Regions from separate parts of the Mus musculus genome. Here region 2 is linked to region 1. The links are chromatin loops, found by intact Hi-C in ENCODE. Cell type or tissue: left cerebral cortex. All regions are shown on one strand. Links, peaks and the distances in the headings refer to the core of each region. The heading gives the core; the rest is flanking DNA. Region 1 overlaps Ccar1 (cell division cycle and apoptosis regulator 1). Region 2 holds the start of Supv3l1 (suppressor of var1, 3-like 1 (S. cerevisiae)).

Region 1 (2,500 bases), core at 1-2,500:
GGATTAAAGACGTGCGCCTTCACTGCCTGGCTAGAGACGCTGCAGTCCCCTCTTCCAAGATGATAATTGACAAGAATGCTAACCAGTGCAACCTGGAGTGGTTTTTCTTTTTGTTTTCTAATGTTTGGAGTATATACTCATAACATGGATAATTATGTATGCCTCAGCATACATAAGTGTCATACATTATTCTCATGCTCTTCCAGCTGCCCTCTGTGAGGTCTCCCCCAACCACTAGATGATTCTTCAGTCCCTCTTTCTGATGTCCTCCTGCATGGATTTCATTGTCCGATCTTCACTAGAGTTCCCTTTTTCTCCTCTCAATCTTTTATATTTTTGTTAAATACAATATAAACATACACACATTTAAATTGAGCTTCTGCATATGAGAAAAACCATACAGTATTTGTTGTTTTTAATCTTTGCACATTTTCAATGGCATATGATTTTTGATTGATCAGTTATTTATTTCTCATACCATGATTTCATTTTTCCTTTATGGTTGTATAAAATTTTATATATATATATATATGTATATATATATATACATACATATATATATATATATATATATATATATATGCATACACATACATACACACACACACATGCTACATTTTTACGTGTTTGTTGGTGAGCATTATTTCCTATGACTTGTGAGTAGTGTAGCTATAAACATGGGTGTGTACATAGAGTTGTATAAGTGGGTCATATGAAAGTTCATTAGATTTATTTTTGTTTTATGTCTGTGCAACATGTGCATACCCAGTGCCCTTAGAGGCCATAGGAAGGTATTGGATCTCCTAGAACTGGAGTTACAGATGTGAGCTGCCTTATGAGTGCTAGGAATTGAAATTGAGTCCTGGAAGCCCGTGGTGCTCTTAACTGCTAATCCATCTCCCCAGCTCCCTGGTTATTATTTATTTTAGTTAATTAAGTTTTAAAAAAATGAGTGCTATGTATGTATGTATGTATGTATGTATATATGTTTGCATGCCAGAGGAGGGCATCAGATCCCTTTATAGATGGTCATGGGCCACCATGTGGTTGCTGAGAATTGAACTCAGGACCTCTGGAAGTGCAGCCAGTGCTCTCCACCATAAGCTGTCTCGCCGGCTCCCTCTGTACTGTTTGTACTGAGTGTAGACATATTTGCCAATAGTCCACATGTGTAGGTCAGAGGGTAACTTTGCAGAAGAGTTTTTATTTTTCTCGTACCTTTTTAAGATTCTAGTAGCTTGTGTGTCTAGTAGGCCACCCACTTGCTGAGTCATGTCACTTGCCCTATGATGCCCCATGGTTTTTATTGTTGTCTACCTTTTGTTATTTAAGATGGGTTTCATATCGCCCAGGCTGGCCTTGAATTTACTTTGTAGCCAAGCATAATTTTGAATTCTAGATCCTTCTGCCTCTACTTCTCCAATGGCTGGGATTATGGGCATGTTCTGCTACACCAGAATTTTTAAAAATTTATATTTATTTATTTTGAATTTCTTCAATACCTCTTATGTATTCTTTTGGAATGTTGTTTTGTTTTGATTCTTTGTGTGATTTTTACTTTGTTCCTTTGTCTTAGAAATTGAGGCATAAGTCTAAATGCTTTGGCTAGAATTGGTTATGGCCAGTGCTTTGTAATTTATGCTGAGTTGTTATGTTAGATGCTTTCAGTTCTCCAGTGTTACTGATGCTGGATTTGATTATCATCAATAGCCATAGATTTCTCTGGTTTAACTGAATCCCTTTTCTTCCTGTAAATCAATAATACCCCAATGGTATTTTAATATTCTCTGCCTATCTTATTCCATAGTACTCATTGATTTAGTGTGTATATATCAGGTGTTGGCAAATTGTAGGCTAGAATTTGAGCCCACAGTTTGCTTAAGATAAAAATGGAGTTTACATTTTAAAAGTGCGCTCTCTCTCCCCTCCCCCTCTCTCTCTCACTCACACACACACACACACACACACACACACACACACACACACACAAAAACACATATACACACCTCTACCTCTCTGAGTATCTGTGACCTGGTCATTTGCAAAACATGCTTGCCAACTTCCTTTAGGCGATTCTATTTTGTTAAAAAATTATGTACATTTCCTCTGTCAAGGAATACCTGTTGTTATTTTTTAGGGTATAGACTTTTTTACTAACTCTAGAATAGGGAGTTTCTGTGTTCGTGTTCTCCAGTGTTGGCAACGAGATTCTTTTTCCTTCTTCCTGTCCTTTTTCCTTATCATGGTGCTCTCTTACGTTTTAAGGTGTTGATCATTTTATACTCAATTGATTTTTGCAATTGCTGCTGCTGAGTTTAGTGGGGTAGAGGATAGTGTAGAGAATGGTAGTCCTGGGCACCAGCATCAGGGCCATATGGATACTAGACAAGCACTCTACCACTGAACTATATGCTCAGCCCTTTGTGTACTTGTTCCTTAAACAAGCTACTGCATAAGAGTGATGAAGTTAAGACTTTACTATATCTTCTATATGACCCTG
Region 2 (16,404 bases), core at 5,581-8,080, 330 kb after region 1:
TGGCCCTCTTGCCCCTTATTGACCACGTTTGCTATGACTTTCTGTATCATCATGTAGGTTCTGCAGTGTGGAGTTGACACATTGGCATTTTAGAACTTGTTAAACCTGTATCATTTTTTTTCCATAAAGACTTTGAAACATGTATATATTTTTTAATTTAAGGACTACTTTCCATGTGTATGCAAATCGTCACCTAGGAATGAGAGAGCTTGGGAGAACCAGCCGAAGTGTCCATAGCCGGACAATTTCTTGTTAACTGGAATATTGGCTAGTTCAAACTTGACTTCACGTAGTCTATTTAAAAAAACCCGAACCAAACAGAACAAAAAACACTAAATTCATACCATTCTCTGAAAAGAAGGCTGCAGTCAGCTGAGCACAGACACACAACTGAGGCGTATGGGGCAGGAGGAAGCCTGTGTGGGGGCCACTCTCACTCAGGGCTTGTTGGTTTCTGTACCAGTGTTCCTTGATACACCTCAGTACAGGTTTGTCAGTTAACTTTACTTTCTAGGAAGCTCAACAGCCCAACTTATGTTTCCTTAAACCTATTTTTTACTATGATGGCACTTTGATAAAATGGCCAGCAACCAGCCCTGGCCAAAGGTTCACATACCACGTCCTGGAGCAGCTATTGTCAATGTGGGTTTCTAAGGACGGCCATGTTCTCCTTCATGTAAGTGCCTGTTCAGAGTCTCAAAGTTTCAAAATGCCAAATATTTTCATGGTCACTTGCATGTATAATCTAGGAAATATTCAAGGAGATTTTGAAAAACAATTGTATTTAACCAGCCTCAAGTTGTGCAACCATGATATATAAAATAAATAATTTGAAACAGAAACTTAAGTTTGTAGTTTAAATAAAATGACTTTATTCTCAAATCTTGTCATTACAGCATTGCCCAGTGGTTAGGAAGACAGTCACAACAGTGAACTTTTATTAGTAGTACTAGCTTCAGGTTTGTTAAGGTTTTGTTTTGCTTTGTTTTTTTAGGTTTTATTTATTTTATATGTATTGCTGTTTTGGCTGCAAGTATGTCTGTGCAGGCATGTGGGCAGTGCCCAAGGAGGGCAGAAGAGAGCATTAGATCTCTTGGAGCTGAAATTACAGGTGTTTGTGAGCGGCCATGGGGGTGCTGGGAACAGAACCAAGGTAGCCAGTGCTGTTGACCACTGAACCATCTCTGGGTTCTCCAGCTTCAGTTTTAAGTAGTTATATAATGCTTTTAATTAATTTGCTTAAAACTCATATAAAATGCTTATTCATTCCATTTGATTCTTTTCTGATGCATAACCAACTTAAAATTTGGGGATTTCAGTCAAAACTTGATAAATAAAAAAGTTAACTATAGGCTAAATCTGTTTGCCCCCTGCAGAATATAGTGTCATAGATAATCTCAATCTTAGTCACATGCCAGGATCACTTCAGGAGCTTTAGAAAAACGGTCACACCTAGATCTCACCTAGACGGTAAAATCAGACTCTAATGGGAGTTGTGCTGCATACGTATAGTCCCAGCATGTGTGTTACAGAGGTAGGAGGACTACCTCAGGGTCAGCCTGGTCTACATAGTGAGTTCCAGCTTAGCTAGAGCTGTGTAACGAGACCCCCATCTAAAAAAAGATTGTTTTTCATATATTGGGGCATTAACATAAAAACAAGATTATCCAGGATTGAAGAGACAGTAATCACATTTCTTGTTTTGTTTAGGTTGGTCTCTACAGCCAGGACTGATCTCAAATTCACTATATAGCTGAGGATGACCTTAAAATACATTTAAGAAAACAATAATAAAATAGGGTTTTGTAGTCCAGGCTAGCTTTGAACTTACACACCAAGATGATCTGTAACTTGTGGTCCTCTGTCTCTGCCGCCCTGTGTTGGTATTATAGGCTTGCACCACCATGCCTGGTTTACATGGTGCTTAGACTTCATGACCCAAGGCTTTGAGCATCTTAAGCAGCATGCTGAGCAAGCACTCTGTCAACAGAGGCTAACTCTAATCCGCCCCTCTACCTCCTGGTTTGTTTATGTCGGGTTAACTGCTGATCATTTATGAAAGCATCCTCCAGTGGCATATACCTCTGCAGAGACTTTACAGATTTAAAGTTTTTCACCCTTATGCATAGTGAGGAAAACAGGTACCTTTCTATTTTTAAATACTTGGATGTTCTGAAAATCTTAGTACTTGGCTTCTTACATCATGGCCAGATTCTACATTGCAGAATACATCTTCACCCTAGTTATGTCCAATTCCATACACCTTGCTCCACTCAAATTCTAGTAAGGTTGTCCTGGGAACCTCAGTTTTTTGTTTGTTTTCTTGGTTGGAGTTTTTGTTTTGTTTTATTTTGTTTGAGACATGGTCTCAGCATTTAGACTCGGGTTGTCTAGAACTCTTTGTAGACCAGGTTGGCCTGAAACTTGAGACATACTCTTGAGTCAAAGGTATATACTACCATCACTTGGCTTCTTCTTCTTCTTTTTTTTTTTTTTTTTTTGATCTCATTTTTTTTAAGTTCAACATTGGGGAAGGTGGACAAAGAGAAAGAAAAGAGGAAGAGGAGGGATGTAGAGTTAATTGGGGAGGGGTGGGGGAGCCTGGAGTAGGGTGAGAATTGTAAGGCAGAGGGAGAGTCTTGTTTCCAAGGGGGGTGAACTAACAAAGGGTTCCAAAGGGGGGGGGGGGGTGTACACTCCAGACTAGGAGAGTGGGAGAGTGTTGGAGGGCACAGATTCTGAGCCAGGCATGGGGATTTTGTACAATGGTTAGCCAATGGTCAATATAAAGAAACAGATTGAGGTGTTCTGGGGTCCCTCTGACCTTTAGCCAGATGGCTTGGGCAGTGGTGGGGTCCAGGGAGCCTGCTGCTGGCCAGCTTACTTTACATGAAGGCCAACTGACCTCACAAAAACAGTTTTTCCTTAATGAGGGTAACACTGTAATTTTCTCTAAAACTGTGGGGAGATTTAATACTGCATCATAGGGGAGACTTGGTTGGAATAGTTGGTCCCCATTATGGAGAAAAGTTTACCTAACTCTGGGAATCAAAGGGTCAAAGGGACCAGACTGGAGAAGGCAATACTGAAAACGAGCCTCTTTGAGTTGAGCACAGGGAGGAGGAGATAGGCCCAGGAATGTACGTGCTTATATGGCTGGAGAACTCTTGTTCTAGGAAGAAAGGAGGGAGAGTAGGCTTATAGACAAAAGACAGAGGATAAAACTTACTGGAACTGTCAGTATTATCCCAGGGAAGGGATTAATACTGCTCATGTAACAGGTGAGGAGGGTAATGGGTTGCTCCCTGAAAAGCAATGTGATATACCCCAGGTTGCCTTCTGGTTGTCACTAAGTCAAAGACCAGCTCTCCTATCCTTGAGACAGACAACAAGAGAACTCTGTATACTTCTCCTCCCCTTCACCCACTCTCTGAAAGCCCTTTCTCTATCCACCCCTCAATGGTGACTCCCTGGCCTTAGTCCCTGTGGACAGTGAAATCGCCAAAGAACAGCTTTCCAATAAACCTGCCTTTACTATAATCTGGATTGATTTGGCTCATTTCACCGGCAGAGAAATAACCTATCAGAACTAAGGTGATTTATCAGATCCTGAGAGTCTTCAGAAAACGAGTTCACCAAGATGTGGTGATGCATGCCTTTAATCCTAGCACTTGGGAGGCAGAGGCAGATGGGATCTTTGTGAGTTTGAAGCCAGCCTGATCTACAAAGTGAGTTCCAGGACAGCCAGGGCTACAAAAGTGAAACCCTGTCTCAAAAAACAAAACAAAACAACAGAAAACCTAAACAAAAAGAAGAGAAAGTAAGAAAAGAAAGGTGTAGTCTCCCCTCCCCCAGCCTGAAACCTGCTTGCTCAGGGGTGGAGCTTCCCGCTCAATCGTTCTGCCACGCTCACTGCTGGAACGTGCGGCTTTGCTGTTTGGAGCCACACACGTGATCACCCTGCTACTGGACCCCGAGATTATTTGGCGGGAATTGGGCCCCCTTCCCCTGCTTTATAACTGAGTGCCGAAATAGTAAAAATTGAATCTTGAGCAGAGAGCTTTGTCTTGGTTCCTTCCTTATCTCGCGCAGCCCAGCCCCTCTTCTCTTCCAGGTTTCCAAAATGCCTTTCCAGGCTAGAACCCAGTTTGTGATCTACTGGCCAGACACAACAGAAAGGTTCTGAGGTTTTCATTTGTAAAGGTTGATGGTTGAGCATTAACAAAGATCATCGCTGTTCACCTTGGCCTCTGCTCCCCTCCCTTGCACATTCAACGCTTTATCTGCAAAGAAGGAACAACTTTGTGGAGGGACAGGCAAGAAAAGGTCTGGGGAGGGTTCTTCCCTGTAGTGAGTCTGGAAGCAGACTTGGGGTGGTCTAATGAGAAGCAGAGGGTTTAGGATGGATGCGCTGTCCTAGCTGGAGGCCTGGATGATGAACTTGAAGGTAGAATCTGAGTACTGGAATATGGGCGTGACTGCTTCATCAGGGTTCTAGTGGATGAGGTAAATGGAGCCTGGTTACAAAAACAGGTAGTGGAGTCTGAGGAGCTGAAGGCGGGTGGACTTTATCTCGGGACTAGGGGCTGACAATTTTTGTTTTTTATTTTTTACTTTTAGATTATTTTATGTGTATGAGTGTTTTGTCTTCATGTGTGCCTGCACTACAGGTGCGGGAACTTGAGGATGTGGTGAGCCTCCATGTGGGAATCAAACCTGCGTTCTTTCAACAAGTGCTCTTAACACACTGAGCCAACACTCCAGCTCAACATTTTTTTTAATTTAATTTTTAAATTTTATATACATTGGTGCTTTGACTGCATGTCTGTGTGAGGGGGTACAGAAGATACAGACAGTTGGGAGCCCAAGTCTCTACAAGAGCAGCTAGTGCTCTTAACCACGGAACCATCATCTCTCCAGCCCAAGGACAAAGTCTTAACCCAGGTGTTAGGCTCCAGCTCGCTACAGCCCCACCCCCACCGATGGTGCCGAAACCGAGTTCCAGGTAGCCACAGCCCTTCTCCTGAATGATCACCAGGCACTTGAGTCATGACCTTACATGGGGAAAAAAAAGCCAGCTCTTGTCTGACACACAACCTTTCCCCTTGCTCAGGACTCTTAAGAATCGTCCATCATGGGTCCTTGGTCCAAGAGCTGCACCAATAAACCTGACCTTGTTCGTTTGCCAAATGAACCAAACCCATGAGCCTCTCACCAAGGAGGGTTCTCAAGGAGGCCTACCCATATTATTACTGCAGACTCTGCGGATAGAATAAGTGCAGTTGAGATCGAAAGACCCTCGATCAATTTCAGAGAAGGAAGGCCATTCGAGTTCAGGGTCCGAACTTTGAGGGTTTTGACTTAGCACCAGATGGTTTTAGAGCTTTGACTCCGAAGCCATATCCCGCAACTCATTTTCTGAAATCAGAAAACTTGTCAAGAAGGGATAGAGACAGAGGATTGACCGATGGCGCGGGTTGGAATGAGGACCACCAGACACCGAACGAACGAAGTTGTTACTGGGTCCAATTTTCTAAAAACCGAACGGCTCCTGAACTCAGAAACTAGATGGTGTTGGGGACCTCTCGGCAGAGGACTGAGGGAACGTCGCCACACATGGCTTCCCTCCTAGTGTTTGGCCGGCCAAGAACTGAATGGTCACGCCCAGACGGAACGAACAGAGGCACCTCTTTCCTTACAACTCGGGTGGGACCGAGTGCTGTAGTAGATAGGAGTAAGATCAAACTTTAACCAGGTACACAGAGCATACTTTGTGGTTATAACTTTCGAGATGCGAGGAGTACAAACTGCTCACGTTAACTGAATTCTGCAGCTCATGGTGGAGCACATGCCTAGCTTGCTCATGGCCCCTACATGGAGCCCTAGCACCAAGGAGAGAAGCACGTGTATTGACACACGTGTCACGTAAGCGCCAGTTATCGTACAACCGGATTTCTCTGCAACCCGTCTTGATCTGTAGCAGATCAAGCTACGTCCTCTAACGTTATCCTATCAGGAAACTACGGATATTAATGCACCAATCTTCTTGGAAATGCACTTTAGCGTTTGAAGCCACATGATGCAGGATAGACAGTTTGGTCACATGACGACGCTTGTACGGTTCCCTTCCGCGCATCTGTAACATCCCTTAAGATGCCTGATTACTTTCCCTTCTTTCGAGAAAGACGCTGCCAATTGCCGCAGAAAGAGTGAGAGGATGGGAGCTCGTTTCTGCCACTGTAACGTACAGAGGTCGTGCTCCCACGAAGAGGCGCGCTCCCAACCCTTCCATCTCCTTTTCCTTCAGGCGCACGCGGGGGCAGCCCTGTGTCTCTCTGGGTCCTTTCGCTCCGCGGGCGCCGGAGCTACGTCACCGAGCGGCGCCAGTGGTCCGGATTTTCCCCGGCTCCATTCGAGCCGCGGCCTCAATGTCCTTGCCTCGGTGTACCTTGCTGTGGGCTCGGCTCCCGGCGGGGCGCGGGGCTGGGCCCCGGGCGGCCCCTTGCTCCGCCCTTCGCGCTCTCGTGGGGTCGTTCCCGGGGGCTTCAGGACGCGTTCCCTGCTTGGCCGCCTCCTCCTCTGCCTCTGGTGGCTCCAAAGCCCCGAACACGTCCTTGTTCGTGCCGCTGACGGTGAAGCCTCAGGGTCCCAGCGCCGATGGCGACGTGGGCGCGGAGCTCACTCGGCCTCTAGACAAGAGTGAGTGCTGGAGCCTCCCGGCAGAGCGGCAGGGTCTGCAGCCTGGGCCTACATAGTGCAATGTCTGTTCCTTTTTGGAGCCCTTAGCACCCGAGCCTAAGTCATATTTAGTCTCTTCTGTAGTTGACATTGACCGTTCTCTTCGGTCGAGGAGGTTAAGAGTTTTGTCCCTAAGTGGTGCGCCGCTTGTGCTCCTAGAGTCCTCATGGAGGGATTAAACAGTGAGGACTTGCCATTGACCTGATGTGGATGTCTAACGATGTTAAAATTCCATCTGGTTGCCAAGACAACGGGTCTCAGATCCGGATTTCTCAATAAATTTACTCTCCCACGAGACAGACCTGAATTTAAATACAAGATAAAAGTTGATAAAACTGTCTTTGCCAAAAAGTAGTATCGTCCCAGGTTCCAGAGATGAATAAAAAAAAAACCTTTAGCATCACTGGGTTGAAGTGAGTTTTGTCCTACCTGCATTTGGGTGAGCTTGACAATGGGAGGGTGAAAGGTTTCTTTTCACCAAATGACATTCTTAGAGACTGAAAGAAAACCACATTTCTTTTAGGCACAAGCTGTCTTCCTGGCTCTTCAACAAGCAATATTGATGCTTCCTATTGTGACTTTAAAATATAGGCTTCATGTTGGGAGTCAGAGGCAGAGGATGGCAAGTTCAATACCAGCCTGGGCTACAGAATGAGTTCAAAACAGGCTTGGAAAACTTAAGAGAGGTCCTATTTCAAAATAAAAAAATTAAACAAGGTTTCTCTGTGTGGCTTTGGCTGTCCTGGAATGTGCTCTGTAGACCAGGCTGGCCTCAGACTCACAGAGATAGGCCTGTGTCTGCCTGCCGAGTCCCTGGATCAAAGGCCTGGGCTACCTGCACCTCCAGGCAGCAGAGTGTTCTTTTTTAATGTGCTTGAAGATATAACCCTGGGATATATGCCTTGCCAAGCACGCAGTGCCGTGGGGTCATTTCCCAGTACTGTGAAATCAACTAACAAGGTAGTACTCCTCCTCTTCCCCTTCCTTTCCCTCTACTTTTTCCCTCCTCAAGATAAGCTCGAGCTGTTCTCAGACTGGGGATTGTCATTAATTACTGCACAGGCTACCGTTGCTAACACTGCTCTTAGTAGTGAATTACATCTGCCTCTCATAGCAGGACTTGCCTTTTCTTGGTTACTCAAGAAGAGCTTTGGGCACAAGGGGAGGTTTGATGGTGACTCTGTGGGGGTGGGGGGAGGGGGACTGGCTCTCTCCTTGTGTGTCTGTGGTCTGTCAGGGATGGTGCATTGCTGTACTCTTGTCATTTTTCTTACTCCATTGCACAGTAGCCCAAAGCTTCACACTCTCAAAGCATTCCTGAGGCCCCGGCCTTTAGTATTATGACTTCAAATTCCTTTTGTTGTAGATTTGTCTAAATTGGTAAACAATTGTTAAAAAAAAATCTTTTATAGGGTCTGGAGAGATGGCTTACAAGAGCACTCACTACTCTTCAGGTCCTGAATTCAATTCCCAGCAACCACATGGTGGCTCACAACCATCTGTAATGGGGTCTGGTGTATCTAAAGAGACCAATGGTGGTGTACTCATGCATAAAATAAATAAATAAATAAATCTTTAAAAAAACTTATATTTCTTTTTTAGATGAAGTAAAGAAGATCTTAGACAAGTTTTATAAGAGGCAAGAAATTCAAAAGCTGAGTGCTGACTATGGACTTGATGGTAAGGCTGACAATTTTTTGAGAGTTATTTTGAACAGTTTTTATCAATTTATGTGTGTGAGTATTTTTCCTACATGTATGTCCATAGCTACTTTTGTGCAGTGCCCATGACAGAGAGTATTAGATGCTCTGGAATTGGAGTTAGAGATGCCTGTGAGCCACCATTCGGATGCTGAGAATCAAGCTTGGTTTCCATGGAAGAGCAGCCACTGTTCTTAACCACAGAGTTCTCTCTGCATCTCTGCCAGTAACATCTTCATAGAACTGTCACATTTTGCATTGTACTTTGTTATGTGTATTATAGTCTGAAGAAAAGTCCCTCTCCTTGTCTTCTGGGGGACTCACAAGCCCAGCTTGCCAGCCAGACTCCACAGTACAGGAGTGCGTGTTCAGCCTGCCTTAGTGTCTGTCCTGTGTAGTTTCAGTTTTAGCTCAGCTTGTGAAAAGCCAGCTGTGCTACCAAAACGCTGATAGGGGCTGGGGTTTGCTGTGGCATTTGTATACTTGACAGTGAGAGCTAAGTAAAGACTAAGCCTTGTATGCTTTGGTTTTATGTTTTCCACAGCTCGTCTCTTCCACCAGGCTTTCATAAGCTTCAGGAATTACATTATGCAATCCCATTCTCTGGACGTGGACATTCACATTGTCCTGAATGATATCTGCTTCAGTGCAGGCAAGTGCTTAGAGAGCTTTTAAAAACATTTATTTTGTGTGTGTGAGAGCCGGAGGGAGGATGATAGAGTTGAGGGGAGGAGAAGGAAGAAGAGGTGGAGGAGAAGAGAAGAGGAGTATGCGTGTATGCCGTGACACTCATTTGGAGGTCAGAGGACAACTTTAGGGCGTCTGTTCTCCTTCCAGTTGTAGGTTTCAGGGACTGTATGACACTCCCTTCCCTTGCTGAGCCATGTCATTGGCCTGCTGAGAGGATTTTTTTTTAATTATTTTTATTTTATGTGTATGGGTGTTCTGTTTGCACTACATGCATGAAATGCCTGCAGAGGCCAGAGGAAGGAGTCAGACCCCCTGGAACCTGAGTTACGGATGGTCGTAAGTTGCCTTGTGGGTGCTGGGAACCAAACCTGGGTTCTCTGGAAAAGCAACCTTGAACACTGGACCATCTCTCCAGCCCACTGTGAAGATTTTTTAAAGAAATGATTGTGTGTGTGTGTGTTTTATGTGTGCCTGTGTGTTCCTTTGGGTGCACATGCAGAAATAAGAGGAAGACAGCAGGGTCCTGCTCCACCACTGACTCTCACTAACCCTGGAGTTGGTCTGGTGGCCAGCAAGCCTCCAAAATCCTCCTGTCTCCCTGCCCCTTCCCCTTCCAAAGCTGGGGTTAAAGATGTGCTTGGCAGCCTCACCCAGCTTTTTAGGTGTGTGCTGGGATTGAACTCAGGTCCTCATGCTTGCACGGGGAACATTCATGTTCTCTGAGCCACCTCTCAAGCCCTGAGAATTTTAGGAATATTAGTGGGGGTGCTTTTTGTTACTTCTCATTTATTTCTGTAGCTAGCAGAGCTTCCTTGTTTTAGAATAGGTCCTGGCATTGTACTCTATAACTAAGTCACTGTGCCTGTCCATCGAATCCCTGCATCAGTTAGTAAGTCCGACATAGGCTGTCTTTGATCATCATCCTCTGCTCTGTTAGCATAGAGAGCAGCATGAATGGAATAGAATTAGCACACGGCACCTTTCATCTGTTTCTACTATTGGATTCTCTCTCCTTTGTAAAAGTTCTGTCCTGAAAGAAAAACAAAGCAGTAGGCATGGTGGCCCACTTTGTCCCATCCCTTTGGAGGCTGAGGCAGGATTTCTTTGAATTCCAGGCCAGCCTGGGTTATAGAGTGGCCCTGTCTCAACACAGAAACAAAGTAGGAAGCTTATTGTTTGGTTTCCATGGGTGTCCTGGTACCTTAATTATAGTGTTAAATGTGTTTGACACTTAGATCTTTAGCTTGTAACAGACACTGAAGGAGAACCTGATAAATAGCCAAGTGAGACATATGCTACTTTTCTCTCAGAGCCACTGCAGGTGTGCAGAAAACTTAGTTGCTTCTCTGTGGTCTTTGACATTAAAAAAAAAAAAAAAGTTACTGAGTTGGAGTGGGGTAGCTCAGGGTTTGATCCTGGGCTTAGTCTGTATTAACTCCTGGGTTCCAGCCCCAACAGCAACACTGTCCAAAACATTTCACAAAAAGAAGTTCCTGTCCCTCTAATGTCCAGGCTGTGTGTGTTTATCTCCTGCAGTGCTAACCTTTGCATATTCACACTGAAGAGCTTAGAGCCTGATGGGTGGCAGCTAGTGTTTTGTTTTGCCAGACCTGAGAGGTTTGGAGAAGGAAGGAATAGAGTGTGGGGTCCTAGGGAAGGGGACAGGAGGGGGCCTCTTGCTCCAGGCTTTGCTCTACAGTCCAGGCAGTACCCACTGAGAAGAAATGGTTTCCATGGTACAGGGGTTTCTGTGCTGGCAGGACTGCAAGATGGAGGTTTAGTTATGAGTATCTTACTGAGTGAGCGTGCTAATGTATGATGCTATCTTACAGCTCATGTGGACGATTTATTTCCATTTTTCTTGAGACATGCCAAACAAATATTTCCTGTATTGGAATGCAAGGATGATCTACGTAAAATCAGTGACTTGAGGATACCACCCAACTGGTTAGTTCTTTTATTTACTGACTCCGAGTTTTCTAATTTGGGGAAACTAATGTTGATGCTTTTATTTTATACTAGATAACAAATCATAGAGTTTAAATTTTGTTTGCCCCAAAGACAAAACACAATAACCGAGGAATTGGTTCTCTCAGACATGTTACTGGTGTGTTCCTTTCCTCCTGTTGGAACGTAGGCTGAGGTTTTCTTGGGGTGGATTTCTGATGGAGCTCTTTTTCAAGGTTGTCCTAAGTTCTGATGCGTCGTTAGCTGACTGCCTGGATGTCAATCGTTCTTTCCCCATGGCTAGCACTGTGGTATCTTTGACATACTCTGCCCAAATCCTGGGAGCTGTTCTCTAGACCTTACCAGTTCTAACCTTATGTAGGTCTAGCCCAACCCTTAGCCAAAACGCCACAGAACCACCACCCTGACACACCACACATGGTGACTTGAGGACTCCACTTTCTTCATCATCTCTGCTCTTTCACATTTGGCCATTTAAGTTCCAGCTGCCTCAATCCAGATTGGAGATTGTGTTCAGTTGGTAGAGCAGTTTCTAACAGGGACTTGATCCCTAGTACAGCATGACACCATATGGGATGTAGAGCCAGATGGATGGTTAAGAATTCAAAGGTGCTGTTTGTGGAGGTGCTGTTAGTCCCCACATTCAGGAGACAGAAGAAGGAGGATTTCTATGAGTTCAAGGCCAGCCTGGTCTACATAGAGAGTTCCAAGACAGCCAGGGCTACATAGAGAGACCATGTCTCAAAAAACAAAACAACAACAACAGCAGCAACAAACTAAAGAAGAAAGAAAAAAGAACGAAAAAAGAGTCATTCTTGACTATCTGGCAAGTTAGAGGCCAATGCAGGGCACATGAAACCCTGTCTTGAAAAGAAAATTAAATTCAGCTGCTAAAGGCAGCTCTACAGCTGACCTGCTGCCTGTTAGGGCAGCGGTTGCTCTTGGCTCAGTTGCCACCTCCCTGTGTCCTGTGGGATGCAATAAGGACCATCTCCATTACTCCCTTCCTGCGGGAGTTAGTCCTCACTGCCTGTTGTTTCTTTCCCAAACAGTTGCTGCAATATTTTGCCCAGTTTTGAGTTTACATATGGTGATAGGGTACATCTCACCAGTCAGCCCGAGTGGCCAGAAGCAGAGGTTCGGTGGCTGTATTTATTTATTGATACTGAAATGACAAAGCCTGGGGGTATTTGCTTTGGGGTCTTTGGGTTCAGAGTTGTGGGAGTGATGGAAACATAGCTGTGGGACCAGTGGCAGCTTAAATCCGGGAACACAGGAGATACCCAAAGCATTTACTTGCATTTGAGGTTCCTGTCCTCCAGTAAATGCTGCTCTTGGAAGTCTTGTTATTTTTAAGGTGGGTTATACAGCCTTCATTGAGTTTTTCAAACACTGTCTGCTAGAATGGATTATAGGGCTAATAGAATTAAGCACTTTATCTGCTCATATTTTAGGTACCCAGAAGCCAGAGCGAGACAGCGGAAGATAATATTCCACTCAGGCCCTACCAACAGTGGGAAGACTTACCATGCCATCCAGAGATACCTGTCAGCGACCTCTGGCGTGTACTGCGGTCCTCTAAAACTGCTGGCGCACGAGATCTTTGAGAAGAGCAATGCTGCTGTCAGTACTCTACAGGGTATTCACTCATTTCCCCAGTAACTTCTCTCTCTTGGGGTGAAGGCGCACACTCTGTGGGGAAGGAATGCACAGTCCCTCACTGTTGGCAGAAATGCCTGTTTCTGTGCACCGGAGAGCTGGCAGGTGAGAGAGAGAGGTGATGGCACTGACATGCCTGCTGGATCCTTAGCTCAGAGGAAATGTGACAAAAGACCTGGGATCCTAGCACATGGAACATGGAGGCAGGCCTGGGCTACTGTCTCAGAAAACATAATAAGATCATCAGGGGTGAAAACAAGACCTAGTTCAGAGAATGAAATAAAGTATTACTGAATATTTTCTGTAGAGAGAATTGCAGAAGATCATATGATGCCTGCTGTCAAAAGCTCATATGTTTCATTTCTGTCTTTTTTTTTAAGATTTACTTATTTTTTGTATATGAGTATACTGTAGCTGTCTTCAGAAACACCAGAAGAGGGCATCGGATCCCATTACAGATGGTTGTTAGCCACCATGTGGTGACTGGAAATTGAACTCAGGACCTCTGGAAGAACAATCAGTGCTCTTAATCACTGAGCGATCTTCCCAGCCTCACATAATTCTTTTTTTGTTTGTTTGTTTGTTTGTTTTTGGCTTTTCAAGACAGGGTTTCTCTGTATAAACCTGGCTGTCCTGGAACTCACTCTGTAGACCAGGCTGGCCTCGAACTCATAAATCTGCATGCCTCTGCCTCCCAAGTGCTGGGATGAAAGGCGTGCGTCACCACACCCGGCTGAGACAGGGTTTCTCTGTGTGGCCCTGGCTGTTGCCTTTGTAGACCAGGCTGGCCTCGAACTCAGAAATTCACTTGCATCTGCCTCTGCCTCTGCCTCCCGAGTGCTGGGATTAAAGGCTTGCGCTACCATGCCCGGCTCCCACATGGTTCTTTATGTATACATTGTGCATGTTTTTCTTCACAACAAAAACCTGGTGCTTTGTTTTGTTTTGTAGTTTGTTAACATAACTAGAGCATATTTATCTGAAAGAATATTTAGTTGATAGTCCACTATTATTTACTACTTAATTCATATTCAAATTCAAGTTTTGTTGGGCCAGAGAAACAACTCCACTGTTTAAGAGTACTCGCTATCTGAGGACCCATGTAGGGTGGCTCACAAAGTGCCTCTGGCTCCCACTCCAGGGGATCTAGCACCCTCTTCAGCCACTGTGGTACACATACACAGATGTAAAGTATGAAATACCTTAAAATGTTTGTGCCTGTGTCGCTTGTCAAGTAACCTCCTCCCTCTTCCCTCCTAGGAGCTCGTCTAAGTTCCCACATGCTGTGACCATTTTCTAGTTTATGCTAATCTCAGAATTCCTCAGTCAGTCTTTGTCTCCTGTAACCTTTTTATTTTTTAAATACTGTAGGTTACTTGTGGACTAGACTTTCTCAGATTGAGCACAAAACAGCCTTCATTCTGGAAAGCCTTGCATTCCTGACTGAGTACCCCAGTATACCATACCGCTGATGTTGCTTCTTCTGGGGGGTGGGGGGTTAGACCAGGGTCCTTTTAGTCTCAGGCTCCACTCATAGTGTTGTTCTTGAGTATGGCAGCAGTTCATGTCCGCTGGGTTAACTAACGCCATTAGTGCTGAAATGTGCAGAGAGAAACTGAAAGATGGTAATGTGGCGAGAGAAAGCTCAGTGATAGAGCACTTGCCGGGCTTAAGCAAAGCCCTGGGTTCACTGCCCACCACTGCAAAGGAAACTGACCAAATCCAGAGCCAGAGCTGTTGGCTGGGCCACGTGGTGCATGTCTATAATCCCAGAACTTTGGAATTGGACGATCGGGAGTTCAAATCATCATTAGTTATATAGTTAGTTTCAGGCCAGCCTGGGCTACATGAGACTCTGCTCAAGATACAGAGGAACCACTACAGTTTCTCTCTCTGCTGAAGGTTCTGATTGAACATTTCTTCAGATTTATCTAACGTATACAACAGAGTAGCTAGCTGTGTGTGAGGAGTGTGGAAGTAAAAACATTGGGAGTCGTGGATTCGGTTATTTGAATACATTTGATAGTAATGGAATGAATCCTTTTCAGACCTTGGCTTTTTGTTACCATTTTTAAGTCAGAGATAAGACTGGGTTTCTTTTTATCATTCCAGGGTGTGCCGTGTGACTTGGTGACAGGTGAAGAGCGGCTGACAGTGGAGCCTGAGGGGAAACAAGCCACCCATGTCTCTTGCACTGTGGAGATGTGCAATGTTGCAACTCCTTGTATGTATCTGCTGTTCAGAAAACTAGGATTGGGGGTTTCAGTATGGTTAAGCTTAAGTTATAGGACTTTATGGTGAAAAGTGAAAAATCTAGGAGAAAATGGGTGACTAAATACTTACCCCTTTCCAGCAAACCTTGCTGTGCTTGTTTTCCTTTGTCTTGGATGAAACAGAATCCCAGTGCTTTAATCGTATCGTTGATCAGTGGCAGGTGGATCTCTGAATTCCAGGACAGCTGGGCTACATAGTGAGACTTTGTCTTCCAAAATATAAAAGTCAGACATAGTCTACTTATTAATATATATATATATATATATTAAACATATAGGTTTATCCATATAAACTGTTACATAATTTATTTTATTTTTTTGGTTTTTCAAGACGGTTTTTCTGTGTAGCCTTGGCTGTCCTGGAACTCACTCTGTAGTCCAGGCTGGCCTGGAACTCAGAAATCCGCCTGCCTCTGCCTCCTGAGTGCTGGGATTAAAGGTGTGCGCCACCACGCCCGGCTACATAATCTTTTTTTATGACAAAAATTCTTCATTCCCCTATTAAGGAATATTTAGGTTGTTTACATTCTGTCATGGGTTGGGAATGTAGCTCAGTGGTAGAGCACTTGCCTTGTAAGTGCAAAGCCCTGGGTTCAGGCCTCAGTGCTGGAAACAAAGGTCTATATTATATAATGAGCTTCTGGCTTCATTTATGGAACTACTGAAGTGTAAGTAAACAAAGAAAATAAATATCTATAATTTTCCCATCCCATCTGTCCCCAAACAATGATTTTTTTTTTTTTTTTGGTTTTTCGAGACAGGGTTTCTCTGTGTAGCTCTGGCTGTCCTGGAACTCACTCTGTAGATCAGGCTGGCCTCGAACTCAGAAATCCGCCTGCCTCTGACTCCTGAGTGCTGGGATTAAAGGGGTGCGCCACCACTGCCCAGCCCAAACAATGATTTTTAATTAATCCTGTGGTATATATTTTCTTAACTTTCTGTGTTAGTATTCAGATTTTGTTATTTATATGTAGGGTATGCACTCAGGTGAATATATTAAATATAGTAAAGATCATATGGTTTTACTAACAGCTTGCTTTTGTTTTTAAAATCAACTCTTCAAATAGATAGTTTTAAGTTTTTCAGTGTGTTTTAAAAGTCATATAGTATTACAATGCAAATGGCACACAAAAGTCAAAATGTTCTCTGCTTCCTGCTTTTTAGCCTATTTGTCTTAACATGATGAGTAATTTTTAATCTGGTTTCCAAATATAAATTAGCTTTTTTTAATGTTCTCAGTTCCCTGGTATTTTGAAGATGGAATTAAAAATATGACTTGCAGAAGTGGTATAACACAGGAGTGTTGGGGCCTTAGAAAACAAGCCAAGGGGTTGCTTTGCTCCCAGGTGATGGCCTGGGCATGAGCAGAGCCGGTC

What was found. Peaks named below come from ENCODE experiments on the same cell type or tissue, not always from the same donor. Only the 100,000 strongest peaks of a DNase experiment are listed, where the experiment ranks them.
Region 2: it touches region 1 in a loop (3-fold over the local background); 5 of 42 quality-filtered maps call a loop at or near these places.

What each region holds. Positions count from the first base shown.
Region 1 is chr10:62,773,495-62,775,994 of GRCm38, reverse strand. The region is part of intron 8 of Ccar1 (cell division cycle and apoptosis regulator 1); the gene reads left to right. Among named protein-coding and RNA genes, the nearest start is that of Snord98, 9.1 kb to the right of the region's middle. In left cerebral cortex, for the core only: no CTCF peak of the experiment used is centred there; no DNase peak of the experiment used is centred there.
Region 2 is chr10:62,439,710-62,456,113 of GRCm38, reverse strand. It overlaps Supv3l1 (suppressor of var1, 3-like 1 (S. cerevisiae)), which reads left to right and starts at 6,376. Exons shown (of 15, transcript NM_181423.3): 1 at 6,376-6,699; 2 at 8,341-8,418; 3 at 8,983-9,090; 4 at 10,961-11,075; 5 at 12,551-12,719; 6 at 14,868-14,979. The coding sequence starts at 6,429. It overlaps 4930507D05Rik (RIKEN cDNA 4930507D05 gene), which reads right to left and starts at 6,954. Exons shown (of 1, transcript NR_027926.1): 1 at 4,761-6,954. It overlaps Vps26a (VPS26 retromer complex component A), which reads left to right. Exons shown (of 9, transcript NM_133672.3): 9 at 1-1,271. In left cerebral cortex, for the core only: no CTCF peak of the experiment used is centred there; DNase peaks (open chromatin) are centred at 6,050, 6,340 and 6,592; H3K4me3 peaks cover 2,093 bases; H3K27ac peaks cover 1,645 bases.